Regions from separate parts of the Homo sapiens genome. Here region 2 is linked to region 1. Evidence: chromatin contacts called from ENCODE Hi-C data. All regions are on one chromosome and are shown on one strand. The core of a region is the stretch at or near the end of the contact, and the rest is flanking DNA. Distances in the headings are between cores, read along the strand shown.

The links. Hi-C counts contacts between places; a loop is a spot of excess contacts on that map. Pooled maps may share reads with other maps.
Region 2: a loop to region 1 is called in a map with no recorded cell type, with 14 times the contacts of the local background. The contact joins two enhancer-like sites. A Hi-C loop is called at or near these places in 5 of 37 single-sample maps with no recorded cell type and 8 of 50 pooled maps.

What each region holds. Positions count from the first base shown.
Region 1 is chr4:36,319,820-36,326,795 of GRCh38, forward strand. The region is part of intron 8 of DTHD1 (death domain containing 1); the gene reads left to right. Among named protein-coding and RNA genes, the nearest start is that of DTHD1, 42 kb to the left of the region's middle. Within about 2 kb of position 3,257, at least 5 of the 41 ENCODE cell types and tissues checked have a DNase peak (open chromatin) inside an H3K27ac peak, as active enhancers do.
Region 2 is chr4:38,316,598-38,323,573 of GRCh38, forward strand. No RefSeq gene overlaps it. Among named protein-coding and RNA genes, the nearest start is that of LINC02513, 47 kb to the right of the region's middle. RefSeq lists enhancers at 1,332-1,832, 1,833-2,333. Within about 2 kb of position 2,419, at least 38 of the 41 ENCODE cell types and tissues checked have a DNase peak (open chromatin) inside an H3K27ac peak, as active enhancers do.

The DNA of each region.
Region 1 (6,976 bases), core at 2,007-4,506:
CGATTGTCCAGTACTTTTGCGTCAGCTTCTTCTCTGTTTTGCTTGTAACACACCATTCCTTACCTATGTGCCTGAGTAATTCTTACTGAACCTCTTTCACATCGGTGCTGAAGTGCAGCCTTGCCAAGGAAGCCTTCCCTCACTCCTCCTTTGTACCAGGTTAAGTGTTCCTGGTATATGGAGCTACGGCATTTTGTACTTTCCTTATCACTGTAGTTACCATATTTCATGACATCCACTTGCTTGTTTCCTTCCCTTGTTGCTGTAATGGCTTTTCAGGGAGTCTTTTTTTCTGAAATATTTTTTTTTCTAATCACCTCTCCTTGTGAAATTTTATTACCACGGATATACTGTATGTCTATGTACCATATATTTATCTGTGTTTTATACATCTGAAAGAGTAAGCCTTTTTGTGTCTCAGCCAAGAACGAATTTTCTCTCCCCAAGGGTGACATTACCAAAATTGAGAATGCATGCAACGAACTGCGCAGGCACAGACACTGTCCAGCTCAACTCTGTATTGCCAGTGCGGACACATAGTACATGCTTGATAAATATTTGTGACTAACTAGATGAACAAGATAATCTCTGCAAACCTTACAGTTACTCAACCTTGAAATTGATAATCCTGAAACTATATTGGCATGTTTAAAAATAGTACATTTAAACTTCTGCTGTCTTTCATAGATGAATCTACTGCCAATAGGCCATCTGTGCTTTCTTTTTATTCCAGATGGGTTCGTATAGGGCTTTCCAGATTCACTCTTTGAGCCCTTTCTTGTGCCCAAAGTCTTCAGAAATAAGTTTGTCAGGTTGAAAAAGAATCTGTGGCTGTGGGAACTTTTTTCTTTTCAAACTAGTATAACTAAATGGGAATTGAAACTATGACATTTAGTTTTGCAAGATGAGACTTATTTCATCAGAATTTAAAAAATTCACCTCAACTAAGCAGTATTAGAATGTGCTATTTTTCAGGAAATGGAAGTAGCCTAATATAGCAGTAGCTTGGCATTAATGAACATGACACTATGTGGATATTTATACATGTAGCATAAAATAGGTGAAGGTATTTGTCAAAATTAAAAGTGCTTCACAGAGAACAAACAGTAAATATTTACATATATGTATCTAGGCATAGAACCACACACATAATTATAATGTGTGATGTTAATATACTGTGTCTGATTCATAAAGATGAGAAGACATATCACTTTTTACTTCATACTTGTGAGGATCTCTGCGTCTCTTATTCTTCAGCCTCTGTAGTTCATTCATTCATATATTAATTAATTCAACAAACAGTGTATCCCAAAGGCTCAACGTATAGTGGTGTCCTGGTATGTAGGGTCTCATTTTTCCCTTTCTTCTTTATAGCATGTTTTCAACTCATAGGCAGAGTTATCCCTTAAAGCAGGAGTCCCCAGTCTCTGGGCCATGAAATGGTAGCAGTTCGTGGTCTGTTAGGAACCAGGAGGTGAACGTTGGGCAAGTGAGCAATGCTTCATCTGTATTTACAGCCACTCTGCATTGCTTGCATTACTGCCTGAGCTCTGCTTCCTATCAGATCAGTGGCGGCATTTGATCCTTGTAGGAGTGCAAACCCTATTGTGAAATTCACCTGCCAGGGATCTAGGTTGTGTGCTTCTTACAAGAATCTAATGCCTGATAATCTGTCACTGTCTCCCATCACCCCCAGCTGGGAACTTCTAGTTGCAGGAAAACAAGCTCAAGGCTCCCGCTGATTCTACATTATGGTATATAATTATTTCATTATATATTACAATATAATAATAATAGAAATAAAGAGCACAATAAATTTAACTTGCCTGAATCATCCTGAAACCATCCCTCCAACATGGAAAAATGGTCTTCTACGAAACTGGTTCCTGGTGGCAAAATAGTTGGGGACTACTGCCTTAAAGCATTAGTCAAATCATCTCATGCCTCTGCCCCAAACCCTTCAGTGGCTCCCAGCTTCCATCAGAATAAAGGCTCTGTGTGAACTTGGCCCTCACTGACTCCAAGGCATTCTCTGCTCTACTCGCCTCCTCACTTATTCAACCACAGTGACCCTCTTGAGTTTTTGGAATATGCCACACCTGCTTCTGCTTTAGGTCTTTGTGTTAGTGATTCCCCTTGCTGGAATGTTCTTCCATCAGATATCTGCATGTCTGTTACCCTTACCTCCTTCAGTTCTTTGCTGAAACTTCACCTTCTCTCTGTGGTTTACCCTGACTCTAACATTGCAATCTACTCTTACCCTGCAACCTGACATTCCTAATCCTCTTTAATCTGCCCTATTTTTTCCCTCTAAGTCATTTCTCCGTTTTTACATGTGTTTCTTCATTTGTACATTTCTTGCAGAAAAACCCTCTCTTCCATAACTAGAAAGTAAGCTCTGTGAAGACGGGGAACATTTTTTGTTCACTGCCAAATCACAAGTACCTAGAATGGTGTCAGGCATAAGTTAGATGCTCAATAAACATGAGTGAATGGGTATATATAAATAGAACTTGCATTTTATGGACCAAAAATGTGAGGAGGACAGTGAGAAGTGCCAAGGAAGAAAATAAATTAGCATTAGAAGATGGACAGAATTGGTGGTGTGAGTTGGTAGGTGGGATAGCTAGGGAAGACCTCACTGTGGAGGGGACTACCGAGCTGAGGAGCAACCGGAGACCAGAACCTTCCTGTATGGCCAGGAGAGCATCCAAGTGGGAGACGCAGCAAGTTCCAAGACTCCGAGACGGGCACGCATTTCAAGTCAAGGACTCGAAGGAAGGCTGTGATGGTCAGTGCGCATGTGAGGGCCACAGAAAGATGATGAGGTTTGTAAGATAGTAAGCGTCCTGGTGATACTTCATATTCTATATAATCTTCTGAAAATGATCCCACAAACAATATATTTGAAAATATGTGGCTGAAAAGAATAATGATTCACCACTAAATCTTTCTGAAGTTGTGCCTCAGCCTTTCTCCTTTCACAAAATGTTCAAGTAAATTCAGTTCACACTGCACATAATTGTATTTTGGCAGAAACAAGGCAAGTTTCAAAAAACTCTCAAAGGTTTTTTAGATGGAAGGGAGTGGAGAGAATATTTTGTGCATGTGTGCGTGCGTCTGAAGTCACGCCAGATAGGTGACTATATGCCATTTGCTTATTTGTGCTAACTTGGGTTGTGACTGCTTTTGACTCCTTCCTCCTACTTAGAGGTTTTGTTTTGAAGGAAAGAAGGGCTCCAGATCTGACTGCTGTCACCTATTCGAGGCTGGAGTTTCCCAGTAAAACCTAACCCACACATTTACGTAAGCCATCTGTTGACCCAAGTTTTGCTTAGCCTGAACTTCCTGGATTATTATTTTTTTAAACTGAACTCCTGACATGTGATTTCTAGTAAATAATGATACTGCTTCAACACTTTCTTTCTCACCACATTAAATAACTTGCTGTGTCAAAGGGAGGAAGCAGGCAGATGGCAGTGCAAGAATCAGTTCGTCAGAATCGCCACTTTCACCACTTTGGATTTCATTACCATCTCACTGCTCTGCTAGGGATAATGTTGTTCCTATATTATTTTTTCCACCAATATGAAATACCAAAGCAATTTTGACTAGATAAATGAGATGATTCTGAACCATTAAAAAATGTTTACATCCAAAAGCATTTTAATTCTACTCAGACTTCTCAGTTGCAGTAATTTTACAAAATTATATTAGGGTTGAAGGATCAAATGGAACTTATTATGTTATTGCTAGGTATTTTAAAAAGCAGATTGAAAGAGCACATTAGAAGAAATTCCTATAAGAAAAATCAGGATTTTGTTTTGTTTTGCTTTGTTCTTGCTGTGGTTTTTGAGGGAATAGTGCCCACATTGTGATTGTTAAGTTTTCCATAACTTAGTGTCATGCTTTCTATACTAGAGTTAATTCCAGTAACATGTTTGGTGCATCATGTCCCTTCCCCTATCAATTACAGAAGAAAGCCACTAGGTTCTTGGTAAGTAGAAATATTATGTTAATTTTTTAACCTCTAAAAGTTTCCAAAATCTTCTCACTCTTTCCAATGAGAAGGATGGATGGAGAAGGGAGAACTCTGGCACTCCATGCATCTCCCTTACATGTTATCCTCATGTCTGCAGTTCCACTTTCCTACAGGCAACCAGAATGACCTTCAAAGCCACAATTTTGACCATGTCACTAAGAGGAACATGAGGGGAAAATGAACAAAGCTGGTTTAGTCAGAAACAGGATCCTGTGTTCTTTTTTGGAAAGTACTTTGACAACCAGTTTAATGAGAAGAGATTATTTCCCTTCTCCTCCCCCCCATTCCTTTCTCTTGTTCCCTTTCCCTTTTCTTTTTCCTTTCCCCTCCACTCTCCTCCCCTTATCTCTTCCTCTGCACCTTCTTTTTCCTGTCCCTTCTCCCCTTTCTCCTTCTCTGGCCCCTCTCAACGCCTCCCTCCTCCTTCCTCCTTCAACTCTTGGCTTTAAAAGATAAGGTTTTCTCTGTTTAGAGGGCAGTATAACTAAACAGGAATTGGGCACTGTATCGTTATAGGGCTTTTGATTTTTCTTTTACAAAGGAAGCACAGATATTCCTGCCTATCTAAATAAATTTGATAATTAAAATTTCATTGATGTGTTTGCACTTATTCTCTTAAAACTGTAACATTTAATAAGTAAAAAGTTATGCTCATTAACTCAAACAGATTTTAGTTTATGAACTTCAACTGTTTTTGTTTTTATTTTTTCTTCTGTAGATGTATTATATCAGTCAACACGTTAATTTAGCAACCACAAAATCCCTAATATATACAAGATATTCTGTAAGGCCTAAAAGTGATAATAATAATAGTAGAAGCCAAAATTCTAGCTTTCAAGGAGATTACAGTCCAGTTTAGGAAATAAAGTATAAAACTTTAAAAGTTATAAAACAAAGCAAGAGATAAATAATAATTGAATACAACAATACAGCAATAGCAAAAGGCAGGAACTGATTGTTAATTGCAAATGAATAGTAAGATGTTAAATGCTAGGGCATTTCAGAGAAGGGGGTGAACGCTGTGGACTGAGGTGACTTGCGGGTGCTTCAGGGAGCAAAATGATTGCAGAGAATGTTTAGGGTCTGGAGAGGAAGAGAGAAAGGGGCAATGAGTTTCACACAAGAGAGATGGCATGAGTAGAAACTTTGAAGTGGTCAAGCACAAGACGTGTTCCGAGAAAGGATGATGAATGCACCTGTTTCTTCAGGGGAAGATTTGGAAATGTCATGTTGGAAATAAGCTGGGGAAAGATTATGGAGGGCCTTTAATTCCTTACTTAGATTAACTAAATGACTCTGTAGTTGTGGTAGCAAGCTTTCTGTCAAAATTCACCAAAAAACTGTGATTGATTTCATGACATAGAGAGCACATGCAAACCAGAGACCCTTAGTTTTTGAGTAAACAACAAAATCTCTCATCTACTGATACTCTTGAAACTGGTATGGCCATAATTGAGGATGGAGAAATAGGTATCTGGTTTGTTTATAATTAAGTTGATCTTTTATCTTTTGAGTAACAGCTAAAGCCATTGGAAAGCCATTGGAAAATTTTAACTAGGAGAGTGATATGATCAAGTTTTGTTAGCAACATTACTACGACAGCCTATAAGGATAAACTAGAAATGGATGAGCTTAGCAATAGTAAAATAAAGAGCTAATGAAATAGTCCACAGAAGACAGTGTGATAGCCTATGTAAGATCATGACAGTAAAGATAGCAAGAAAAGAACAGAGTTAGAGAGAGATTCAGGATTTGAGATCAACAGGTCTTGGTGATAGAGTGAATGTGTGTGGGACTGGGTGGCAGGAGAATATTGGCAGATAGAGGAAGTCGTGAAGGGGATTTCCAAGGTTGCTCTCAGTACACTGGTTTGAGCTACTGTCCTGTGATATAATACAGTGTTTGTTGATTTTACTTTGGAAGTGTTGTTTAAACTTGCATTTCATCTTCAGTCCCTCTAATATTGCCTTAACACACAGATGATAGCAACATTTTCCTTGGAGGCCTATCACTAGTTCCCTTATCTGCTTTAGGCTGCCTTCCTCACAATTGACAGCTTGATTTTTCTCAAAAACAAATATGATTTCATCACTCTTCCAAAACTTCTCATTGGATGTCTATTGATTAAAAGTCCAAGCCAGTTACCGTGGCATATAGGGCCCATTGCAAACTCCCACAGCTCATCGTCATAACCTTTTTATATTACATTTCCCCAACTAACATATTTTGCTCCAGTTCTACTTAAAGCCTCACTTCTCTTCAAGACTCTTCCCACGGGCTGCCATTGTGACAGCAATGACTCCACACTTAACCCTATTATCCCCTCTTTAGGAGCAGTCTTTAAGTTTTCCAGGAAGTATTAGACACTGCACTGTATCTGTAACTAAAGCACTTTGAATATATATATAACATATATATTATATATATAAACATATGGTCCATTATAATTTTTATTTATATAAAAATCATGGTAATGATAATAATGATGAATACCTACTAAATTATTCCCTGCTAGTAACTTGACAAAGCATTTACACATTAACTTATTTATTGAAAAAAAAAAAAACCTTAAATAAAAGTTTCTTCATTTAAGAAACTGAAGCATATAGAGGTTTTCCCCAAGGGGAAATGGCAAAACTACTGTTTGAAACCAAGTTTGTCTGATTTCAATGGCAACACTCCTAACATTATACTCTACTGTCTGCTTTTGAGACTGAGTTCCTCAGGGTTGAGAGCACTGCTCATTCAATTTTGTAATCCCTTCCCCGAGGATGCATTCAATAATGTTTTGCTGAACTCTTTAATGAATAAATGAAAGCATGCTGGGGAAATTGAAAAAGCAATTGAAGGTGGAGTTTTAATAGCTGACAGAAGCCTTACCTGTTTTCTTCCCATCTAGCAGTTGCATTTAGCAGAAGCCTTTCATGACTTTAA
Region 2 (6,976 bases), core at 1,169-3,668, 2.0 Mb after region 1:
TTCATGGCTAGAACTCTTGTGTTCTCTGTCACAGTTGAGCTGTCTGGAGATCAATTCTACAATCCCTGCGGTTCCCAGGTAAGAGGGGGATGGTATAGCAAAGCCCACCACCACTTCCAGAAAACCAATTCAAAACGCACTAGATACACTCTCTTTATTGTAAGACTACAAAGAAATAAGAATAAGAATACACATTTTGTACTTTGTATTTTCATAAAGAAACATAGGTAGGGTTAAAAAAAAGTAATAAAAATGATTTACCAACAAGGGAGAAAAGGAAGAGGAAAGATTGGATTAACGGAAAGAAGTGGCAGCTAGTATACTTCTCAGGTATACTATATTTTAGAATTTTGACTTTTGAGTCATGTAAGTGAATGACCCACTCAAATAAAATTTTAACTTAAAAAGTGTACTATTCATGAAAAGGGGCCCAGAGTCCCATTTTTGCATTGGAAACACATCCTAGGCAATGTGTCCAAAGGTAGCTTGCTTTAAATGCCATATTACCCTATTTTAATAATGGTGATAGTCTATTTGTTTAGCATGAACGAGGGCCTGTAGAACCTGCTGGTCATAGTGCTATAATGGGCATTCAATGATGTAGCGTCATTCACAGGACCTTGATCTCTTAGTCTGGGCTTCCTAGGGAACCAGCTGAGTGGCCTTGGACTCAACCCTGTACCTTTCTGCTCCTCAATTCCTCATCTGTGACACAAGCTTAATTCACCTGTTCTGTGTGCTCATAGGCTGTTATCTGGCTCAACTGTGAAAACACTTTGAAATCACCATTATCATCATCCTCATGGTGGAGTTTTCAGTTGTGCATGTACAACTGGAAGCCATTGTGTCAGAAGCGTTTGAACCAGAGCAACTCCATCTTGAATAGGGGCTGGGTAAAATGAGGCTGAGACCTACTGGGCTGTGTTCCCAGGCAGTTAAGACATTCTAAGTCAATGGATAAGATAGGGTGTCAGCACAAGACACAGGTCATAAGGACCTTGCTGATAAAACAGGTTGCAGTAAATAAAGAAGCCAGCTAAAACCCACCAAAATCAAGATGGCAATGAGTGTAGGATCCTCACTGCTACAGTCCCACCAGCACCATGACAGTTTACAAATGCCATGGCAACATCAGGAAGTTACCCTATGTGCTCTAGAAAGGGGAGGCATAAATAATCCATCCCTTGTTTAGCATATCATCAAGAAATAACCATAAAAATGGGCAACCAGCAGCCCTTGGGGCTGCTCTGTCTACGGAGTAGCTATTCTTTTATTCCTTTCCTGTCTTGTCTTTTTTTTTTTGAGACAGAGTCTGGCTCTGTTACCCAGGCTGGAGTGCAGTGGCATGATCTCAGCTCACTGCAGCCTCCACCTCCTGGGCTCAAGCAATTCTCCTGCCTCAGCCACCTAGTAGCTGGGATTACAGGCGTGCACCACCACACCCGAATATTTTGTATTTTTCTTTTTCTTTTTTTTTTTTTTTAGTAGAGATGGGTTTCACCATGTTGGCCAGGCTGGTCTCGAACTATTGACCTCAGATGATCCGCCCACCTCGGCCTCCCAAAGTGTATTCCTTTACTTTCTTAATAAACTTGCTTTCATTTTAGTCTACAGTCTCACTCTGAATTCTTTCTTGTGTGAGATCCAAGAACGTTCTCTTGGGGTCTAGATGGGGACCCCTTTCCTGTAACAAGTGTACAGTTGGAGGCCATTGAAAAACAACCAAGCCTAAGATGGGACATGATACCATCTTAAGAATATTTGTATTTGTCTCTCTGACACTGTCTGCAGACTAGGGTCACTCAAAGGATGGATGTGGATCTCTTGATTTTCCAACTCTCACTTTCACCAAGCATTTTGACAAGGGTTGGAGGGGTCCTTTAATAAGAGGTATAGGCGAAGGAGGTAGGAACTAGTCTCTTCATCTGGACCAGAGAAGGAACTCTGGTTCTGCAAACAAATGAAAAGCTTAGGAAGGCCTTGTCCTGACAAAATTCACAGGCTTCTAATCCTCTCCCTTCCCCACCTTAAAAACACACAAAATTAAGGAAAAGACAAGAAAGGCGGTAAGATTCTTGAAAGAGCTTTCAAAAATGAGAAAAGAAAAACAAGAGAATAAACAGCACAATGTGTCCTGATATGTTAATATGTTTCCCTTTCGTTTTGCGTTTTTTTTCCCCTTTCCTTCAAAAAAAAAAAAAAAATCTAGGATTTTGTCTCCTCTAAGGAGAAATTAGGAAGGAAAATCTGACATAATCTCCAGAGCTGTAAAACTTCTTTGTATGCCGTCACTTGAGTGCTTTTTCTTACATTCCCTTAAGTAGCCAACCTACCATGTGGCGAGTTTGTGAAGCCAGGAAGGGAGGCAGTAACCCGAGAGGCGCTGCAGGGCGGCTCCCCACGGCGAGGGAGGGCAGGCGGAGCCCCAGCTCCTCCCAGCCGGCTGAGCGCTCGGCCCCTCCTATGGCCGCAGGGGAAAAGGAGGAGAGACCTACATTTAAAAAGGCAGGAACCTACCAACTGCAGAGTGAGAATTCCCATTCGTGAGGTCAAATCGAGGTCAAGAATTTCCTAACCATCTCTGAAAACCCCCTATTTAGGGGGTCAAGTCGGGCTGGCAACGCCCCAAATCATTAACTAAATCTAACTTGATCTTCAAAAACACAGCCTAGGACTGTTTTTCTTTCTTTCTTCTGCCTGAATGTTTCTCAGTGGCATTTCTGTTACTTCCTGTTTGTGACCGGGCTTTCCTTGCCCTACTTCCTTTTTTAGGGGTTTAGGTTGCCTCGACGGCCATTTCCACTTAGATAGATGGAAAAGGGGTGTGTGTGCGTTGGATTGGAAGGGAAACAGCTCACATTTATTTTTATGTTGTAAAAGTCTTTTCTCATGCATTCACATTCTTTCATTTACGTTCTACAGCAACACTATGAGACCAACAATATGATTATGCCCAAATTACAGTTAAAGAAACTCAGGCTCAAAAAGATTAAATAAGATGTCCAAGTTCACGCATCACATAAAGGCGCAAAACCTGGATCTGCGTTCCAAGGGTCTGAAATCCAAAGGGGCTTGGGGATTTCACGAGGTCTGAATCTAAAACTGAAGTTCTTTTCATTTATTGAACCCTTAAGGGAGACCTAACTTTAACTTATTTGGCAAAACTTTATTCAGGGAAGACTTTTATTCAATCTTTATTACAGAGTTTATTCTTCAAATGTAAAGAAAAGACTTAGCTTAGTGCCTTCCCCAGAGCAGTGGGAGAATTATGAAAGATGTACTATTGCTTTTTTTTTTTTTTTTTGGCAACCTCTCTGCTCTGCTGGCTTTCACCCTGGCCATCCCAGGACCGAGCTGGGGCGTTCAAGCTTGCCTCGGAGCCAGGCCTGCACTTCCAGCGTCAGGCAGTAGGGGGAGCAAGTGTGCAAGAGGAGGAAAGCGGCTCCAATTGGGCAGGAAACGTTTGAGACCATGTGTCCTTACCCGGCTCCGGTTGAAAATTTAATTTTTTTGGCTGCCTGAATGCTTAGGACCCATGGCTCCAGGCTTCTCTGCAAAAATTTATGCTTACTGATTTGTAGGGTGGGAAAAACCAGCCTCAGGGAGTTGTAGAAAAAGATTACATGTGTCCCCTGGATCAGAGGAAGTAAAAACCTCCACACGGTTGCTGGGGAAGGATCCAGGCCTCCTGGCCTCTGCCCCTATGTGAGGGGGAGAGGACGCAGAGGCCCGCACTATGGGCCGTCCTGGGTCCAAGCATCCCAGGACCTCCACCTGAAACCTGCCAGAGAAGACAGGATTTTGTACAGTCCCTAGCGAAAGAATTGGAATGTATACAGCAAAATGGGGAGAAACGTTTGTGTTTTTTCATTGTATCCCTGGCTTCTGGAACAGCGCAGGTGGCGGCCTGGCTTCTGGTACTCACATTGACAGAGCCTGTTAACTTAGGCTGCGCTTTGACAAGCTCCTTGAAGTCAGGTGGAAAAGAAACAAATGTCCTAAGCTTGAGCCTGTACTAGGTCTAGAATAACTTTAGAGTGCTGGCAGGTCACCTCTGCTCTGGGATGTAGCTTTCTCCCATTTCTTTCTCCATTACAACTTTAGTTTCTTAACCTGGGAAAGAAAAGTTTCAAAACTGCAGCAGTGGAGAACCCCGAGGGCTGGCTGGCAATAGTGTCATTCAAAGGAAAACAGAGAAGAACCAAAAGCTGATGTTTGCCTGCACTTTGGATTTGGATATAGAAGACAACTGATATTCTTTTTTTGATGGTGGTTATGTACAGAAAACGTTGGTCTTGGTTCCAAATACACATGAGATTTGTATTCTAATGCACCTGTTCCTGTGATTTTTTTTGTTTGTTTGTTTAAAATGGTGACTTCCTAGGGTATTTTTCTAGACCAGTAGAAAAGACGTTAACCAAAGCTTCCTGTAAAACTACCATTTAGGCATCTCTGCTTTCATTCTGCTCTGGGGTAAAAACTCCCTTCACTCTGAATAAGTTAGAGAAGTATTCAGAGTAGCTGAGATGGAAATGGATAAGATGTGGACCCACTAAGAGAGATGGCAATAATCTTTGGATCGCCACCCCTCACGGGATTTCCCCTAATATAAGATGATACCTGTGTATCATTGGTATATATCATCATAGAGGTATCTATGTATCTGCAATATAAAATGATATCTATATAAGGAACTTACAATCTTCTGGTACAGTTCTCACTTCGTATGGCCCAAGAACCCATCAGAAAATTTACCTTTTATTTGCAAACACTCTAGCACAAGTAATTAACAATTAACATTGATTAGTACCCTCTAGGTGCTAGGCATAGGAAATAAAGATAAAGACCCGCCCTTGAGGCTGGGCATTGTGGCTTACGCCTGTAATCCCAACACTTTGGGAGGCCGTGGCGGGCAGGTGGGGGAGCATCACTTGAGATCAGGAGTTTGAGACCAGCCTGGCCAACAAGCCGAAACCCTGTCTCTACAAAAATACAAAAATTAGCCGGGTATGGTGGCGCACACCTGTAATCCCAGTTACTCCAGAGGCTGAGGCATGAGAATCGGTTGAACCCATGAGATGGAGGTGGCAGTGAGCTGAGATCATGCCACTGCACTCCAGCCTGGGCGACAGAGCCAGATTCTCAAAAAGAAAGAAAGAAAGAAAGACCCACCCTTGAATAACTCACTCTGGTAAGGGAGACATCACATTCTAGGGTATGTGTGTTTCCATATGTAAATGACAGGGAGGAGTGTTTTGAGGAAGGAAGGCTCTGCTTGGATGAGGCAGTAGGTTCAGGGGCTAGGAGCCTCAATACTGGAGTCAGCCTGCCAGGATTGAATCCTGGCTCCACCATTTACTAGCTATGTGACTCTGGGCAAGTTTCTAGACCTAGCTGAGCCCCAGTTTTATTATCTATATGCTATAGGGAGAATCATGTTCCCTATTGCCATGGTTTTTTTTTTTTTTTTTGAGGATTCGGTGGGATGGAGCCAGTAATCACTCAATATGTGTTGGTGATGATAATGGTGATGATGATGGTGGAGGTGGAGGTGGATGAAATAGAGAAGGCTTGACTGAGGAATTCAGCAGGAGAAAGAGGGAACTGTGGAAGAGGGAAGAGCATTCTAGATGAGGCCTGGTATTCTGGGATTTAAGAAGCCCTCTAGGTGATTCTGATGCACACTAGGGTTTAAGAACCACAGAGTCATGGCAAGCTGTGGATTTTAAGATAATCATATGCTTAGATTTGAATTTTGGAGAGAACGCATTGGTGGCTGGATGAAGGACGCAGTGGACAGAGGAAGATAAGCAGCAGAACAATGAAAGTGAAGTGCCTACTAGGTCCAAACGAAAAATGATAGGGCCTTGAGCTCAAGTCATTGTGGTGGGAATATGGAGATAGGGGAAGGTACATGATAGGTCATGGGGGAAAGGGAAGAGAGACAAAGGGAATAGCTACTAGACATCGAAGTGGTAGAATTGACCAGATTTAGCAACTGGGTTTAGAGGTGAGGAAAAGGAGGCAAGGGTGAGTCCAAGGATAGCGGACACAAGACTTTTAGTACCAATGACTAAATAGTGCCTCTGTGGTCTTGATGAAGTTGTTCCTTTGCCCCCTCCCTCTCCCTCCTTCATCAGCTGCCAAGGAGACTGAGGGCACAGATTGGCACCCTTGCAGGGGGTCTGGTTCCCCTCTGGAATGCACCACTCCTCACAGTGCTCTGCACTCTCTAACCACACCCACCACCTCCCCATCGCCCCCCATGGTCAAGGGAGTGATTCCACCACCCTCTGTTGATGCCACATAGGCGGATGAGTCACTCTTCCAGAACAGCTGGTGGCCAATGTGCTTCTCCTCTCTTCCACAGTCTGGGAACCCTTCCAGGGCCCGTCCCATTCCCCGAAAAAAAAAAAAAAAAAAAAAAAAACAAGCAAAATTTTGACCTACCCTTTAATGCAAGCTCTCTTAGCAGAACCAGCCACCCACTTCTCCAGGATCAGAGGATCTCTACTCCAAAATGACACTGAAGTTATTGCTCTGTCTACCCCGGAACACAGATCATGAATTCATTATGACTTTACTGTTGCCACATCTAAAGTAAAAGATTGTAAGAGGGAAAGGGATGATGGCTACTCTGAGAATGGCATGGCACATCTCCTTCTTCCAAAGCAGTGTTTCTCAAAGAATAGTCAGTGCACCACCTCCTGCATCAAAATAGCTGGTGGCTTTGGTCAGACTCACCAAATCACAGAGGATGGGGTGAGATTAGAAACCAGGAGATGCATGTTTTTTATAAGCATTCCCAAGTGAATCTTAATTTACCTACTGAAAAGCAATAATGAAAGTGCTAGAATTTCCTTTTGTAGTATTTCTCAACCCACTATATAGCTAGGGTGACTTCACAGTTCTAGACCTTCGTAGCCTGCTTGGAGGAAGGCAGTACTTCCTTTCCTAAGGAAGCACCCTGTAGAGT